Linked DNA regions of Mus musculus: region 2 is linked to region 1. The links are chromatin loops, found by intact Hi-C in ENCODE. Cell type or tissue: left cerebral cortex. All regions are shown on one strand. Links, peaks and the distances in the headings refer to the core of each region. The heading gives the core; the rest is flanking DNA. Region 1 has its middle 190 kb from the start of Gm39903. Region 2 holds the start of Kcna4 (potassium voltage-gated channel, shaker-related subfamily, member 4).

Region 1 (8,339 bases), core at 256-8,255:
CCTGTCTCCATAAATAAAATGGAAGAATGGAGGAAGACACCCAATGCCAACTGCAAGCCTCTTCTTTTGTTCACTCATGTTTGTAAACACAAATATATGCTCACATATATACCACATACATACATACATGCATACATACATGCATGCATACATGCATACATACATACACAAAAATTAAACTTTTGAAAACAGGTTCATCTGTCGCTTAATCTTCGCATATCCTGCACCTTATTATATGACACATACCATTAGCTTAAATCATATTATGCGTGTGTAATGTGAAATGATATTGTTACCTTTTCATAAACACACTATGTTCTCAAAAAAACCTAGCTCTCTTTCCACCATATGTATATCAGTGCAACCGGAGCTCCAACAGAAGCAGGCAGAAATAAAACTGCAAAAAAGGTATAGTCAATGGAGGCAATATGTGTCTCACATTTCTTAAGTTCTAGTTAGCAAAAAGAAAAATAAAATTTGAGATAAATAGCTGTGGCCTTGACTCTAAGATACTTAATCTAGAATGTCCATGGCTTTAGCAATGAGGTGATTTATTTCCTTCAATACGAAGTGAAGTAACTATTCTATGTGTGAAAAAAAAATAGTGTTGTAGCTCACATCTAGTCCAATAAACACCCTGAGGTCAAAGGAAGCTCTATTAAATGACAGCAAAGTCCTTAATAAGTACAAGTTTTGATTAAAGATACAGTACATGCAGTCTGCAAACCCTGTATTTCTTATAAAAATATGGTGTGATACAGTGAACCTTCATCATACAATGTTCTTTTCTTCTAGATTCTCTTTACAAGAAAATTAGATTCAATGGAGTTGCAGCAAACAAAAGTGAAATCTGCATGGCAAGAGAAGGAAATGTATCCATTGCTACTCAAAGGGAATTAATATTTATTTTGCAGACACCACCTGCAGTTATTTCATAAGAATCATGTCATTGTATATAATGAGAAACTGTAATCAATATGATTAGCTCTTCACATGGATAAATTGAGTTTCTAAGAGGTCAGAAAACTAGTTTGATAAGGACCTTGGGATGTACCTTACCTCTAGATCTGATGGCCACACTGTTTTTTGTTTTTTTTTTTTATCATCCTGTATTGATTTGCTCTGTCCAATGCCATCCTGTATCATCAGAATCTCAAATGTTAAATCTGCTACAAGGACTTCATGGTGACCTTGTCTCATGATAACACAGCAGCACTGGGGAGCGTGTTCTAAGATTGTTTCTTAATAAGGCTGGCCCCAGGGAAAGTTCTGCTCACATCAGAATGTTTCCACATATTTATTCATTCTACATAGATGCTTTCAGTTTTGTTTGTACTCATAAATACTCTTTAATGTTCCTGCCATTACAGAGAAGCACCTGAAAAAATGTTCAACATCTTTAATCATCAGGGAAATGCAAATCAAAACAACCCTGAGATTCCACCTCACACCAGTCAGAATGGCTAAGATCAAAAATTCAGGTGATAGCAGATGCTGGCGAGGATGTGGAGAAAGAGGAACACTCCTCCATTGTTGGTGGGATTGCAGGCTTGTACAACCACTCTGGAAATCAGTCTGGCGGTTCCTCAGAAAATTGGACATAGTACTACCGGAGGATCCAGCAATACCTCTCCTGGGCATATATCCAGAAGATGTCCCAACTGGTAAGAAGGACACATGCTCCACTATGTTCATAGCAGCCTTATTTATAATAGCCAGAAGCTGGAAAGAACCCAGATGCCCCTCAACAGAGGAATGGATACAGAAAATGTGGTACATCTACACAATGGAGTACTACTCAGCTATTAAAAAGAATGAATTTATGAAATTCCTAGGCAAATGGATGGACCTGGAGGGCATCATCCTGAGTGAGGTAACACATTCACAAAGGAACTCACACAATATGTACTCACTGATAAGTGGATATTAGCCCAAAACCTAGGATACCCAAGATATAAGATACAATTTCCTAAACACATGAAACTCAAGAAAAATGAAGACTGAAGTGTGGACACTATGCCCCTCCTTAAAAGTGGGAACGAAACACCCTTGGAAGGAGTTACAGAGACAAAGTTTAGAGCTGAGATGAAAGGATGGTCCATGTAGAGACTGCCATATCCAGGGATCCACTCCATAATCAGCATCCAAACGCTGACACCATTGCATACACTAGCAAGATTTTATCGAAAGGACCCAGATGTAGCTGTCTCTTGTGAGACTATGCCAGGGCCTAGCAAACACAGAAGTGGATGCTCACAGTCAGCTAATGGATGCATCACAGGGCTCCCAATGGAGGAGCTAGAGAAAGTACCGAAGGAGCTAAAGGGATCTGCAACCCTATAGGTGGAACAACATTATGAACTAACCAGTACCCGGGAGCTCTTGACTCTAGCTGCATATGTATCAAAAGATGGCCTAGTCGGCCATCACTGGAAAGAGAGGCCCATTGGACACGCAAACTTTATATGCCCCAGTACAGGGGAACGCCAGGGCCAAAAAGTGGGAGTGGGTGGGTAGGGGAATGGGGGTGGGTGGGTATGGGAGACTTTTGGTATAGCATTGGAAATGTAAATGAGCTAAATACCTAATAAAAAATGGAAAAAAAAATGTTCCTGCCATTACTTATCCTTCTAAAATACCGAAAGAACAAATGCATTCCAGGATTTTGATCATCCATCTTGTGTTTTCTTCTTCCCAGGTACTTTGCTTGATCTTTATTATTTGAACTTTCTTCCCCTGTATCCACGTGCCAATTTTATATTTTGCTATTTAAAGCATATGTTAAATTCTTTGCTTTACTTATACTAGAGAATGACATGATGTTGACTTGGACATATTTTTTAACCTTTCAAAATGTCAATCAAAATAATAGGAAATAGTAACATCAAACTTTGATAAAAATAATACTTATAAATTATATGAAAATAGAATTTGCCCGCATGCATATAAAACCAGTTGGAAAAATAAAATAGAAGTTTAACTAAGTAGAAAAATATATACCCTGGATCAATCTGTAGTTAATTGTCCTAGAGGTGGTGCACATGTTCCACCATGCTCAGTCTGTCTTTGCCCACCTTCTTCATTGTCCATATTGTCCATAGAGTGTCCATAGTGTGTCCATAGTGTGAGGTTGGCATTCTTATACTTTCCTCATGGAAGGCACTCAGAGGTACTGTTTCAGTACAGTTTCATGTTTACTCTTAAGCAGAAATCAAAGTAATAGAAAGAAGTGCAGACATGGTCCAAAATTTATTTTCAAATCTCTGAAATCTTTTTTTTTTTTTTGCTTATTTGTTTGTTTGTTTGTTTGCTTGCTTGTTTTTAGACAGAACATCACTTGTTGTGGTTAGTTTATAGAGAAGATAAGAAAAGTAGTTTTCAAAACAGATGGAGAATGAGTTTGTTAATAGGAAAGGTAATTGAGCATATCTGCTTCAATAACAAAGACATAATCCCAATCTCTGTGTTCAAGAATAAGGTACTATTACCTACCTATCATTAGTATTATTGCTAAATATATTTATCCAAGTAAATGGGAGAGCATATTATATTCAGGTAAGTGCTATCATAAAGGGTTCTGTATTGGGTTTTTTCCTATTGTTCATGTGCCTGTAAGTGATATTATTTAGGGTGGAATATCATTACTGTTTTAACAGAAAGAACATTAATGCTTAATGAGGACTCTTTTCCAATATCTCAGAGCTAGTAAATGTTTAAACTTATATTCTAATTAAAGCCCATTTTAGTTTATAATTCTAAATCAGCCTATTCTGTCACTTGGTGATGCATTCTGTTTTCTTTCCCAAACATGGTGACAATATGAACACTATATTATTTTATACTATAATTTTGAGGCTTAACTCAAATGCTTGATCATCGATCTCTTGAGCAATCTAAGCTGTAAGATGTGAGGATGAGCTATCACAAAGCTACTTAGGAAGAATATGAGATTGAAACACCAGCAGAAGATTCAAAGGAACATTTGTAACAGGCGTATGACTCATTTGGAGCCTGCTTCACAGCACATACAGCCCCCGCATGCTCAGTACCTTAGAACTGCACAATGCACTCCTACTTCTTTTCCCTGAGATCTGCAGGCTTCTTATGCCAATAAGAGATCTACAGGAGGACCAAATATGCTGTGCAGATGAGTCTCATGCTTAACACGTTGGCACTTCTATACCTCATACCTCTGAGTGCTTCTAGGATTCTAGAAGTCATTTACAAGGTGGAATCATTCCTTTCTAGGGTTAGATATATACATGGATTCACATGTCTTACCTGGTGAGGCTCTCTTAGAAGGATTTCAATATTTATTTCAAGATATCTATACTTATGGGCGTTTGTTTTCTAACTATTATATAAAAGATTTCAGACCAAAATTAACCAGAACCTTTACTGTTACCATCTGAAAACACTTTAAGTGTATTAAAGGTGACAAATGATCTGAAAGGTACATTGAGAAAGAGAAGTGTTGGACAACTCTGTAGTAACCGATGGGTATGAATAAAGATCAGATTTAATGATTGGAGTAGAATTGAATGACAAAGGGTGAGCAGACATAAGTAGTTGGAGACAGATATAAGATCAGGAAGATCCACATGATGCTACTATCTCTGAAGCTGCTGGAAAACTGAAAAATGAACATCACAGGACATGTTGAGAGGCTATGAGCAACTTTAACCCTTATAGGTGTCTTCACCTAGACGTTATCAGTCTCATGACTGATATTTTAAAAAAATATCTTCACAATTATACAATGAAAGGAAGTAATCATCATATCTAGTATTTATTCAAATAACTGCTTTATTTAGTGCTCATAGACTTATTCTACAACATTGGGAAGAGAGTGATTGAGAAGAGGTGGCTGATACATTTTAGTAAGAAAATCCAATAATAAATGAGTAAGAACCCAAAACTGTAAGCTTCATATTACATTAAATGGCATAAGTAAGATAGAAATGTCAGAGATAAAGAATGTGAGAATGAGGATATACACCAAAGAAAGAGCTTCTATTACCAAGCAACCTTCTAGCTAAGACAAGAAGGAACAAAGGACTAAACCATGTGAAGATTTTCATAGAGATGTCCCAAATACAGAACCAGAAATGCACAGATCAGAACCAAGAAATGGGAACTTATCAGGAATTATAAAGTGTTTAATGATCAAAGGAGACACTCTTCCAAAGGCCATGCCTAGCCTGTATCTATTCCTCTCGCTGCTCACTTTTAATTCATGTCCGTGAAAACTATGTATATAACTATGTATATCAGCACTGCTTTTACAAAGTCCTCAGATAATTAGTCACTACCTCACCATTCCAAATTTTAAAAGGACTCTGTCTGACCCAGAGTAAGCAAGCTGCCCAACTTCGTTATGATTATTGGTGACTAGTTGAGAGGCCAGGCCTTCTGGTAGCATCATGAAGAAGAGAAGGGAAAAGCCATTATCAAAGAGAATGTGAGGTGTGGAGTAGGCTTACTAAGATTTTATTTTTAACTGTATATTGATTCACCTATTATTCACTACCCAACTTAATTTTGCATTTATAGTCATCTATATGGATGTTTTTCTCATTTGATTTCATCATAATTATTTCTTAAGACAAGGTCTTTCACTGAACTCAACTCTCACAAGTTTGGCTAGATTCCTGTCCAGAAAGCCTCGAGCATCTCCCTGTTTCTGTACCCTCCATGCTAGGGTTATAGAAGAATGCTGGCATGCCTATCTTTTACATGGTATATGGGAATCTGGACTCAGGTCCTCATGTTTGCTTACCAAGTGTTTTACAATTAAGCCATCTCCCCAGACTCCATAACAGTTCTTTTTTTTTTTCTTTTTTCTTTTATTAGATAGTTTCTTTATATACATTTCAAGTGCTATCTGGAAAGTTCCCTATACCCTCCCCCTGCCCTGCTCCCCTACCCACCCACTCCAGCTTCTTGGACCTGGCATTCCCCTGTACTGGGGCATATAAAGTTTGCAATACCAAGGGACCTCTCTTCCCAGTGATGGCCAGCTAGGCCATCTTCTGGCTGTCTCCTATGAGGCTATGCCAGTGCCTGGCAAATACAGAAGTGGATGCTCACAGTCATCTATAAGATGGAACACAGGGCCCACAATGGAGAAGCTAGAGAAAGCATTCAAGGAGCTGAAGGGGTCTGCAACCCTATAGGTGGAACAACAATATGAACTAACCAGTACCCCAGAGCTCGTACCTCTAGCTGCATATGTGGCAGAAGATAACAGTTCTTTGCAACTCTTGCATTGTATCTGAGTTTAGGAAATGGAGTGGAAAATTAACATATAATAAAGATGCAAATATAGAAACAATTTTATTCAGAAACAAAAACCTAATGCTAAAATATCTATAATATAGAGAAAAGTGTCACAAGAGGCACACAAACAGAACACCAGAGTATTTTAGCTCACAAAGAAAGATACACACCTTTGTCCATAAATTGTATACTTGGTTCCGTATCTCAGAAGGAAAGCAGAATTAAAGTTTGAAGGCATTGACAGGATTGTGAATTTACTACAGCCTCCTCCCGACAGCCTGAAAAGTTCATTTCTATCAGGAAAGTGAACACAACAAGCAAAGTAATGGGTTTCAGCCTAGAAAAGTGTTTGGAGGCCAGAGGGCTAAGTGCTCCATCAATAATGGATGTGTGAATACACTATGCTCAGAGATGAAACCAGGCTTCTGGAAGAGTCAATAGGGATCTTCAGAAAAAAAAATTATAATTTTTTTCAAAGACATCCACAAGGATGGAGCTGAGATATTCTGAAGGCACAGTTTTATACTTTCCAATCATGTTCATACTTTCAGACTGCAGTCTAAACTTAGTAACTGTATTATAAATTTTTGGAATCAAAGCTTTGTTGCTCTTTATCATAGAGGTTAAATTCCTCAGCTCTATTTCAAGGACAAATGCTGCTTCAGTTAACATTTTAGAGACTAAGACCTTGGAAATTAGTCACTATATGAGTTACATTTCTATTGCTGATAAAGTAGCATGAAGCCAATTTACAGAAGGAAGAGTTTATTTGGGCTTTATTATAAGAGTTCCAGAAAGACAAGCATCCATCGTGGTTGGGAGGTATGGCAGAAGGAGGACAGAGAAAAAGCTGAGTTATCACATCTTCACCCATAATATGAAGTGCAGAGACAGAGTAGAAGTGGACTGAGGTCTTGAGGCCCTCCCCAAGCAAGATACTTTTTCCACATCTCCCAAAGGCTTCATAACATGCTTCAATCGGCATTATAAACTGCAGACCAAGCGTTCAAATACCTGAGCCTACACAAGGTATTTTTCATTCCAACTACCACATTCCATACCTGCTCCCAAATGCTCAAGGCAATCATAATGCAAGCTGCATTTAGTTCAATCTTAAAAGCCCCCATAGCATTTTACAATCTCAACAGTGAAATCCAATCTGTCATCTGAGACTTACAGCAATCTCTTACCTGTAACACTTTTTGAATAACAAAAGTAAGTTAGATATAATATAACATACGATGGCATAGAATATACATTACCATTTCAAAAAGGAAGAATGTAGAGAAGGGGGCAAAGTAAGAAAACAATGAACCAACACAAGATCAAAAGCAAGCATGTCAAACAGCAAATCACACTCAGACCCTGGCCTTACACTGCCTTCAGCCAGCAGCTCTCAGAAGCTGTGTAGAAATATCCATGTCCTTCTCACCTTCCATCTTTCATGTGTTGAAAAGCTAGTATCGTGTGAATGATGCTTCCAAATTTATCTGCCAACTCGAGATAAACTAATTTCCCCTGGAATCATATTCAACTAGCTTTTGTTTGTTATTGTTTTTTAGTGACAAAAAACAAACAAACAAACAAAAAATAAAAACAACAAAAACCCCTCAAAATCTCTTTTCCAACCTGGATGCTGTAGTCTTGCCTTCCTATTATCCCAGTGCATACAAGGTCCCCTCTTACACATACTCATCTCCTTAATAATTACATTATCTCTTTTAGCACATGCCCTGGCTATAACATCAAGCTTCTTAGTGCTTTGTTTCGTATAGTTTAATCTGAAGTTGTAAAGGACTTTACAAGAGGAGACCTGTAGGACCCTGTCCTAAGGAAATCCATCAGCTTGGATGAGACAGAAATGTGGTATAAGGAAACCAGAGTATGCATTCTAAAGCTCCCAGTCTCACCCCACCAATGACTATGTAAGGGCTCACAACATTAGCAAAAGTCTGACAAGAAATATGATGATATAAATTATAACCAAAAAGGTCTCTTCTAATATCTTTACATAATAACTTTAAGTGGAGAAAAATAAAAAGCATAAATGTGATTAAGTG
Region 2 (8,339 bases), core at 231-8,230, 250 kb after region 1:
ACTCAGAAGTTGTGCCTAGAAAATGAAATATACTTTTTCTTGCATGGAAATTGGCCAAGGCCCAGTCCATCTAATTTAAATAAAATTCAAATAAGTCTTTAGTCTTAGCACTTGCCTTCTACTGATGGCTTGACCCATGTTAAAATGCGGCTTAAAATATGCCCAGCCATTGCTGCTTAGTCTATGAGGGTGGACTCCCAGACCTTCCCTCTAAGGTCATCCAAGCCTTCATGGACCCACAGACAATGCCAGGTTGTAGATAGAGGCAAAGACCTTGGAAGGTAGAGAAGGTGGTAGACGCAGTTCCAGCAGAGGCAAACTCAACACTGAGGTCTCCATAGAAAGCAGGAAATGAAGAGCATCCTTTGGCTAGAATCATTCACAAGAAGCACTTCACCTGAAGAGGGATGGGAAATAAGCACAGGGGAAAAAAAAAAGAATCAAACCATAGAGAGCAAACAGCCCTTTACTCCACATACACTGCTCTTGTCCTCAGGCAAATCATGAAACACACACCAGGAGACCATAACTTTTCAAGAATACGGGGCAGGCTGCTCTAAAATCTCTCCCACTCAGCATCCACCTTGCTCTCTTCTTTTGTCATTGGTTCAGATCAGTCTGTTTGGTGGCAACTCATTTGTTTAGGTCCTGTCCATTCTCAACCCACACGGTTCTTGCTTTCCTCTGCCCCTTCACCAATGCCAGGTTTAATTCTCAATAGTATCCTCTTCATTCCACAACAGTGATGCTCTGACTTTACAGCTGTTTCCAGTATTCATTTATCTCAAGGAATTCTCCTTAAAATTTTCACTCATGGAATGTTGCTGAATTAAGTACCCTTACATTTTTCTTTTTCTTGGGATTAAAGAAGTGGGGAAATAAAACATTTTTCTTCAGTTTAGACTCCACTACTTGAATGATCATCAATTTCCTAATCATAAAATGTAGACAACATAATCAATCCCCTTTACCCCACATTGGTAAGGATCCATGGAGATCATGGATGCTCTCAGGATAGCACACTGTCTATGTACATAGTAAATAGCAACAGATATGTCAGTTATGGATAACACAGCATTAAACTAGGCTGTCATCTATCTACCCACTCTCTAAATTCACAGTCTTTGCCGATGCTCTCTGAGGTGGGGTAAGACAGAACTTGGACAGATATGTCACTATGACACTAGACAATGCCTGTGTGAACCTGGCATTCTCTGACTCCATGAAACAAGCCCCTGTTGTTGTTGTTGTTTTTTTTTATTTCTCTACTCCAGCTTCCTGAACACTCCCTACCACCCACGGCCTAGAAGCAGATCTCAGTTCCCACTTCTCTTGGTAACCATCCCCTCTCCTTGAAGTGCCGTCATGTTCACCTGATATAGTCTTCTGAAGCATGTGGATGCAGCATTTAGAGTACACACTTTACCCACCCCACCCCCCATTTCACTGTATCCTGTTCTTTCGCCCTCCAGTTCACCACACATTTTTTTTTCATATCCCAATCTCTCTGCCTCATCTGCTATCCCTGGCCCTCTTTTCTTACTTTGCTCTCCTAAGTCCATTGACTTTATCTCCTCAGCCAGGACTTAGGAAACTTGCCCCTAACTCTGACCACCTGCTTCTTCCATTTACTCTGGCCAAGAGGACTTCTAAGAATACAGAAAATGAGCCAGAGAATTGGCAATGATGATAACAGGTAGAGTTCTGGGCATCCTCTAGTTTCTATTACTGGAAACACTTCGGCGGCATGAGAGCCATGGCTTTCTGAAGCCATTAACAGGATTCTACCCTTGAGCACCTGCTGCTCTTCACTTTGAGTGTTGGTCCCATAACTTAAATGGCAAACACAGGGCATCACACACACACACACACACACACACACACACACACACACACACCCTTGGTTGAAACCAAAAGACTCCAGAAAATACACCTCAGAAGTTATCCCTAGCAACACCCCCCTCTTCTGTTGTCCTGGTCACATCATCTTACATTCATAAGTGTTTACCGTGGTGAAACCTCTAAGGCCTTGTGTACAAAACCACCTTATGACTACGTTCACTGTGGAATGTCAGCCAACATCTTTTTAAGATTGACAGAATCCAAAAAGCCTGAGAATGTGTTCAACTTCTCAGCACCCACAAACAGTTTGTACAGACACCACTTAAGCCCTGAATAACTGACATACCCATAGATTTACAAATGTGAAGATGTTTCTTCTACTCAAGTAACTCCCCCAAATGTCATGAATTTGAGGGTCTTCCAGCTCACTGTAACTTCTACAAGCTCTGGAACTGCCTTCATTGTGTTCTACAGCAAATGCTTCCTTATTCTTTTATTTATTTAGGCTTGTTAATTACTATTTTTCTAACTCTTTGACATTCAAAAAGAAAACTGTTTTCCTTTCAATTGGCTACTAGTTACCTTACTATCCTAGAGAGACAGAAAGAAGGAAAGGGGGAAGGGAGGGAGAGAGGTAAGTAGGCAGTGAAGCAGGGAGGCATGGTGGGAAAGGGGAGATAGAGAAAAGAAAGTGAAAGAAAGAAAGAAAGAAAGAAAGAAAGAAAGAAAGAAAGAAAGAAAGAAAGGAAGGAAGGAAGGAAGGAAGGAAGGAAGGAAGGAAGGAAGGAAGACAGAAAGAAAAGACAAATTGTAAACCCACCAAACCATTTTTTCAAACAAACCAAGCTGATTTAAAATCTCTCTTTCTCCAGGTATTCTTCTTAGGAGAATCAAGCAGACTTTATGCAAGAGACCTTCTTAACACCATTAAACTAATAGGATTTGCAGGGCACCTATTCTTGCTTCTATGTTCCCAAATACCAACAAGCATTCCCTCTTCCCTTCCTACCCAACAACAACAAGGCTGCTTTCCTTTCTAGATGCTAATTTCTGCAACTGTGTTAGGGTGGTACCTGAACCAAATTTGGGAGAAGGGCAGAGAGGGACAAAATTAAAACATAAAAAGGTGATAGAATCAGAAAAACCAACACCAAGAAACACGTACATCAACTCAACGCACACCATTTATCCAGTCCCTGTGGACTGCTCAAACACTCTGAAAATGCATGCCATCTGAATGTTGGGAGAGGCAACAATACAGACCGGCTCATCAGCTGTTCGCAAAGGAGAGGAACGGTGAGGCTGGGATCAGGCAAAACGAAAATGATGCTGAATCTAAACCCCACCTCGTTGGGGGAACGACATCTTTAATTGCGCCCTAGCCTCCAGACCTGGGTTCCCGCTCTGGCACATTAAGCAGGGCGCACTCGCCCCATCCCCTGGGTTGCCCCTGGAGCGCCGCGTAGCATCTGCACCTCCCTTCTCCCACCTCCTGGTTTATTTTTAACCGCCTTCCATTCATGTCCTTCTGTCACATTCTCAATATTATTTATTCCTCAAATGTCCACAGTTTCTCAACAGCCAAAAGAGTAAGGTGAAGGAAAGATAAGAAAGATCTCATACTTACCATTCCCAGCAAGTGCGAAAAATAAAAATAGACGAAAAAAATCCCCCCCGGTGATTTGTTTCCCCTTTTCCACGCTGCAACAGCTGGAGGAGGGGCAGAATCATTGGGGGTGGGGGCGCAGTACAAAAAAAATCGCTCAGGTTTGGCAGGTGGAGGATCCCAAATATCCACGGAACAAGTTCGGTTGTCTTGGCCAGGGGGCTAGGGGGTATTGCAGAGTCCTCGTTACTGGAGCCCAGAGGTGGAGATTGGGGACGCCCCAAGGTAGACCCCGGAGATTTCTGGTTCCTCTGGAGTTCGGCACAGCAGACATGGGCTGGGAACGGAAGTCAAGGTTCTCCGAAAAAGACTCAAAATCCTAGACAGCAGCGATCACTTGTTAAGCCTGCATTCCTTCTCCAGTATCCATCCCAGTCTTGCTCTCTAGCTGGCTGCAGGAGCAGCACACGCCTCCCCAGGCTGCCAGCGCGCACGGGCGGGGGCGGGGCCTGGCCGGGCCGAGGGTGTGGCCTTTGGGGCTGTCACTAGGGGTGCCTCCCCGCATGGCTGGGCGGGCACAGTCACGACGCTGCGACCCCACCCGTCGGCCCAGCCCCCACGACTGCTTAGCTTCTGGAAACTATCCCAGGAGCACTTGGGTATCACCCCCAAGCGAGGAGCAAATCCCGGAGGCAGATGTGTCCCGTAGGAACTGGAATAGAAGTCCAGGACCGACCACAGCACAGGTGCCACTAGAGACACTGGGAGAGAGGGACTTCGATGAAAGATGCAGTCCAGAAAATGGGGTGGATAGCTTGGGGCAGCTTCCCTTCTTACCCTGATCTTTTATCTCCCCAGACATTGGTCATCTGTTTACCCCTAGAGGTGTGGTAGTAGGGCTCAGGTGCATCTCTGGCCAGACTGCAGGTCCAGAAATCCTCCCCCTCCCCTCCCCGTGAGTACACCCCAACCTTAGTCTCAGCGTTCCTGGAACACTGAGAGTCTGCAGCTTCAGCTGCTGGCCCAGTTGGCACAGAGAAAGATCAACTTTACCCATGTATTAGACCATATGTTAGAGACTGGTCGAATATGAAGTCTGACCCCCGGCGAAGGCTACTGTGTACAGGAGGCTCAAGTCACAACAGGAGGGAGGCTGGAGGGTTATGGACAAACTGTTAAAAATGGCCTAGGCTGGAGCTTTTGAAAGGCTGAGTTGACCCCTCTGTGAAACTGTTGCTGCAAAGATAATTGAAGCTGAACTGGAGAGCCCATGTGGGCCATTGGAGAGGCTTTATATTAGTGCCCCAAACTTTACTGCCATCCACTTGTTTGTTTGTTTGTTTGTTTGTTTGTTTGTTTGTTTAAGTACTCCACATTTCCTATCCTATAAGCAACTAAGTGTGTCTCTAGGAAGGCAACCCCACCCCAGATAAACTTTAGGTGCTTTTTCATTAGTGGTTAGTTTGTGGATGTCTCTGGGACATAGATGTGGTATACAAGAAAGGTTAGCTCAGAGACCGGGCAGGGTGTAGTGGGAGGGGAATCAAGGTGATGGTCAGGTTTGGGTCTTGGGCCATCTCCCTCAGCACACCTTATGGTTTGAATAAGCAGTACGGTACACAGGTCCAGCTACGGGAGCAGATCAGTCCTGGGCTGGTCAGTTGGCACCTGGGTAGCTGTACTCTCCAGCAGCTTTGTTCATGGGCCCTATTGGGCTTCCTTCTTTTGTGATTCCTGATTAATTATTAAGGAAAATATTCCTGAGCTGAATTATAGATATGCCCCTGTGCACTGCACTCACCCTGTCGCTGCTGACGTGGGGAAAGACACCTGGAAGACTGCTTTAGTTGTTTAATTTTTAAAATAATGGGGTGGGGGCTGAAATGTAATTACTGAAGGGGAAACAAGCAAATAAGCTGTAATGTGGGATCTGGTTTTCCTATCTTCTTCCAGTCAGAGCACCTTGAGATTATGGCACAAACAAATTTATCCCAAACACCCTCCACAACCACCCCATCCCTGCCCCACCCCTACCCTGTAGGTGGAGGAACAGAGAAAAGTTCCTACAGGCACCTAGAGAAGCTACTTGTTCCAAGTCGTTCCAAATTGGAGCTCATTCCAGCAAATGGGAGGGACTGACTTCTCCAAAACTGAAAGCAATCATTTTTGATTCCAAAATAAAGGTTAGGTCCTTGTGCAGTCTTACAGGTGCCAGAAAGAGAGGACTGACTTACTGTTAGGCCATCAGAAGGATGTTTTAGAGAATGGTAGAATCAGGGCTGAGGGCATAGGGTATAAGATCTTGGGACCAGTTTCCAAAAGCAATTTGTAAGATCAATCCACAATAGCTATGGAATGCTTCCAGAGAGTTGAAAGATGAGATTGAGTAATGTACTAAAGATAATGGTTGTATCGAAGCTCGGATGTTTTTATTGGATCACATGGAAACTTTGCAAAGTATGCTTATACATGTCACTGGCTATTTATTCTTCTTGTGGTCCAGAAAGTTTTAAACATTTAAATGCCTGAAGTTTTCATAAGCATCTTTCTTTCTTAGGTATCAGGAAGAGAAACTACTAAATAATAGCAACAATTCACCTGAATAGAAGGCACTCTAATGACAATACTCATTCAGAACATGGAACAAGTATTTATTGACTACTTGGTCATGGTATGGACTAGTCATTGAGTGACCATCCCATCACTGACAATGTTCTAAGTTATCTGCATGCATGTTGTCTTGCTTAACCTGCACGACTAAACATTATGTATGATTGGTACTATTCTGTCACTATGATATAAAGAAATTGAGATTCGCATGGGTTATAAAACTTTGACTGAAGTTGTTTAATTTATGATATAGTAGCAGAATTAGCCCTTATATGTGTGGCTTTGCAACATACGGAAAGCTTCTCCTCAGTTTCAGTGATGCCACACAGTCTGTGCCCACGTATCCATGTAAGCAAATACCTGTCACAGATTCACAGATCTCAACCTGTGCTATGATGCAGATATGAAAGTGCCACATCTGAAATACAAAGAACCTTAACAGCATCCAATCCAAAGGAAACAAATAAGGACTTCCAAGGAAAAAAGGAAGTCTGAAGATTCGTGAGAGTGGCTCCTGTGGAAAATAGGTAGGTTCCAGGTGCTAGGGTTAGGAACACTAAGCCTAACCCACTGGAATGGTTAGGTTAAGATCAGACCACCTAAAAATAACATGCCCCACTCTCAGCTCTCTGCCCCCATTCCAGAACAAACATATAAAAACACAAGCATGTACACATATACAGTTATGCACATGCACGTGCAGAGAGAGAGACAGACAGACAGAGAAGCATGCACACACATACTCCATTTTCCCACTTAAGTAATTTTTTTATAAAATAAGAATCATTGCATTTCTCTCTCTCCCTCATACTCTTTGGGTTTGTTTAGAGCCTCACAAACTGAGCTGAGAGATTTTAATTTAATTTAATTTAATTTAACTTTATTTTATTCTACTGTAACCTACAAAATCTCTACCTTGACTAAGTCCTAAAATTCTCATTTTTCTAGAAAACTTATTTTCTTGCCTTTCTTAATCATCACCTAACCAAAACTTTATAAGCCTCCCAACCTCCACACTCACCTATTACCTCGAATAATTTATCCTTGGTTTTGAAGTCTCCCGTTAATGGCACAAATGTTCTAGCTTGCGACATGAAGTCTTTCTTTCTGTAGAATGGAGCAAAACCCAGCAGAATTTCTTTTGCACAAAGCAGGTTGGGAGGCCTGTGGGACTTTACTTAGTCCATTATGAAGGTTTCTGTACTCTTTGGTGAGTGTGTCCTGAATAGCAAATGAATAGCATTGTTTGGCTACCCCTTACTGCCTCTTTAACAAGCCCGTGACACTTTGCTGAAAACAAGTGCTTCCTTCCACCCCAGGCACCCCGCACCCTTCCTCTGGAAACAAAAACTGTACCTGTCCCAGGTTGTGGATCAATAAAGAAAGATTTCCACTGTATGTTGGGAAATAACTAAATGGGGGTCACTACTTTTATATCTTCTAATTCCAAATCCTCAGATCACCAATTTTAAAGTTCTGAAGTGATGTAAAGATGAGAAAGAACCAGAGAACTTATTTCCATGCCGCCCCCTCCAGATTCATAGGCGGAGATCTTCTGAGCAGCCCACTATTCTCAATGCAAGTGAGCCACTCAGCTAGGTGTTACTCATAGTTGGTGTTTCCAATGACTGCTCACTCTCATTTCCCATTCTATTACATCTTATGCATATTCTACTCAGGTCTGGAGATTCAGAAAGGCATATTTATTTCTGACTGCAGTCCATTTAAGTTTCTATAGCAAAGTATCATAAACTTAGTGGCTTACAAATAACAGAATTTATTTCTTAAAATAATGCAGGTTAAGAAACCCAAGAACATGATGCTGACAATATCTGTATTTATGGAGTTCCCATCTCTGGGTTCACAAAAGCTTCTTCTAGATAAAACACCCCCATAGTATGGATAGTGAGGTAGCTTTAAAGACTTCTTTTATAAAGGCACTAATCACATTCTTGAGAAATTTCCTGGGATAATGGTATAATCACCTCCTAATAGCATCCCCTCAGGGGTTAGAATCACAACTTTAGAATCTGGGATGGACACATTCAGCATTCAGACCACAGTAATGAAAGAACCTCAACCCTTGAGAGAAAGAAGGACCACTGAACTGTGACCTTGATTACAGCAGATGCCAAGTAGAATAGAGAGGAAGCTATTACCATTACCTCCTGTTCTGGGAGAAAGCTGCTAGCATAGAGGGAGAGCCAAGAGTCAACCTACTAGTTTAGTAAGGTTCTGAGAGAAGTCATACGGGAGGCAGGGAGAAGAGATGTCTAGTGGA

Evidence for each region. A loop is a pair of places that touch in the nucleus more often than their neighbours do. Peaks named below come from ENCODE experiments on the same cell type or tissue, not always from the same donor. Only the 100,000 strongest peaks of a DNase experiment are listed, where the experiment ranks them.
Region 2: a loop joins it to region 1, with 2.6 times the contacts of the local background. A loop is called at or near these places in 2 of 42 quality-filtered maps.

Annotation. Positions count from the first base shown.
Region 1 is chr2:107,539,061-107,547,399 of GRCm38, reverse strand. No RefSeq gene overlaps it. Among named protein-coding and RNA genes, the nearest start is that of Gm39903, 190 kb to the left of the region's middle. In left cerebral cortex, for the core only: no CTCF peak of the experiment used is centred there; a DNase peak (open chromatin) is centred at 4,047; H3K27ac peaks cover 436 bases.
Region 2 is chr2:107,286,202-107,294,540 of GRCm38, reverse strand. Kcna4 (potassium voltage-gated channel, shaker-related subfamily, member 4) reads right to left here and starts at 3,952. Exons shown (of 2, transcript NM_021275.4): 1 at 3,470-3,952; 2 at 1-397. In left cerebral cortex, for the core only: a CTCF peak has its summit at 3,998; DNase peaks (open chromatin) are centred at 1,316, 3,216, 3,950 and 7,619; H3K4me3 peaks cover 3,490 bases; H3K27ac peaks cover 1,378 bases.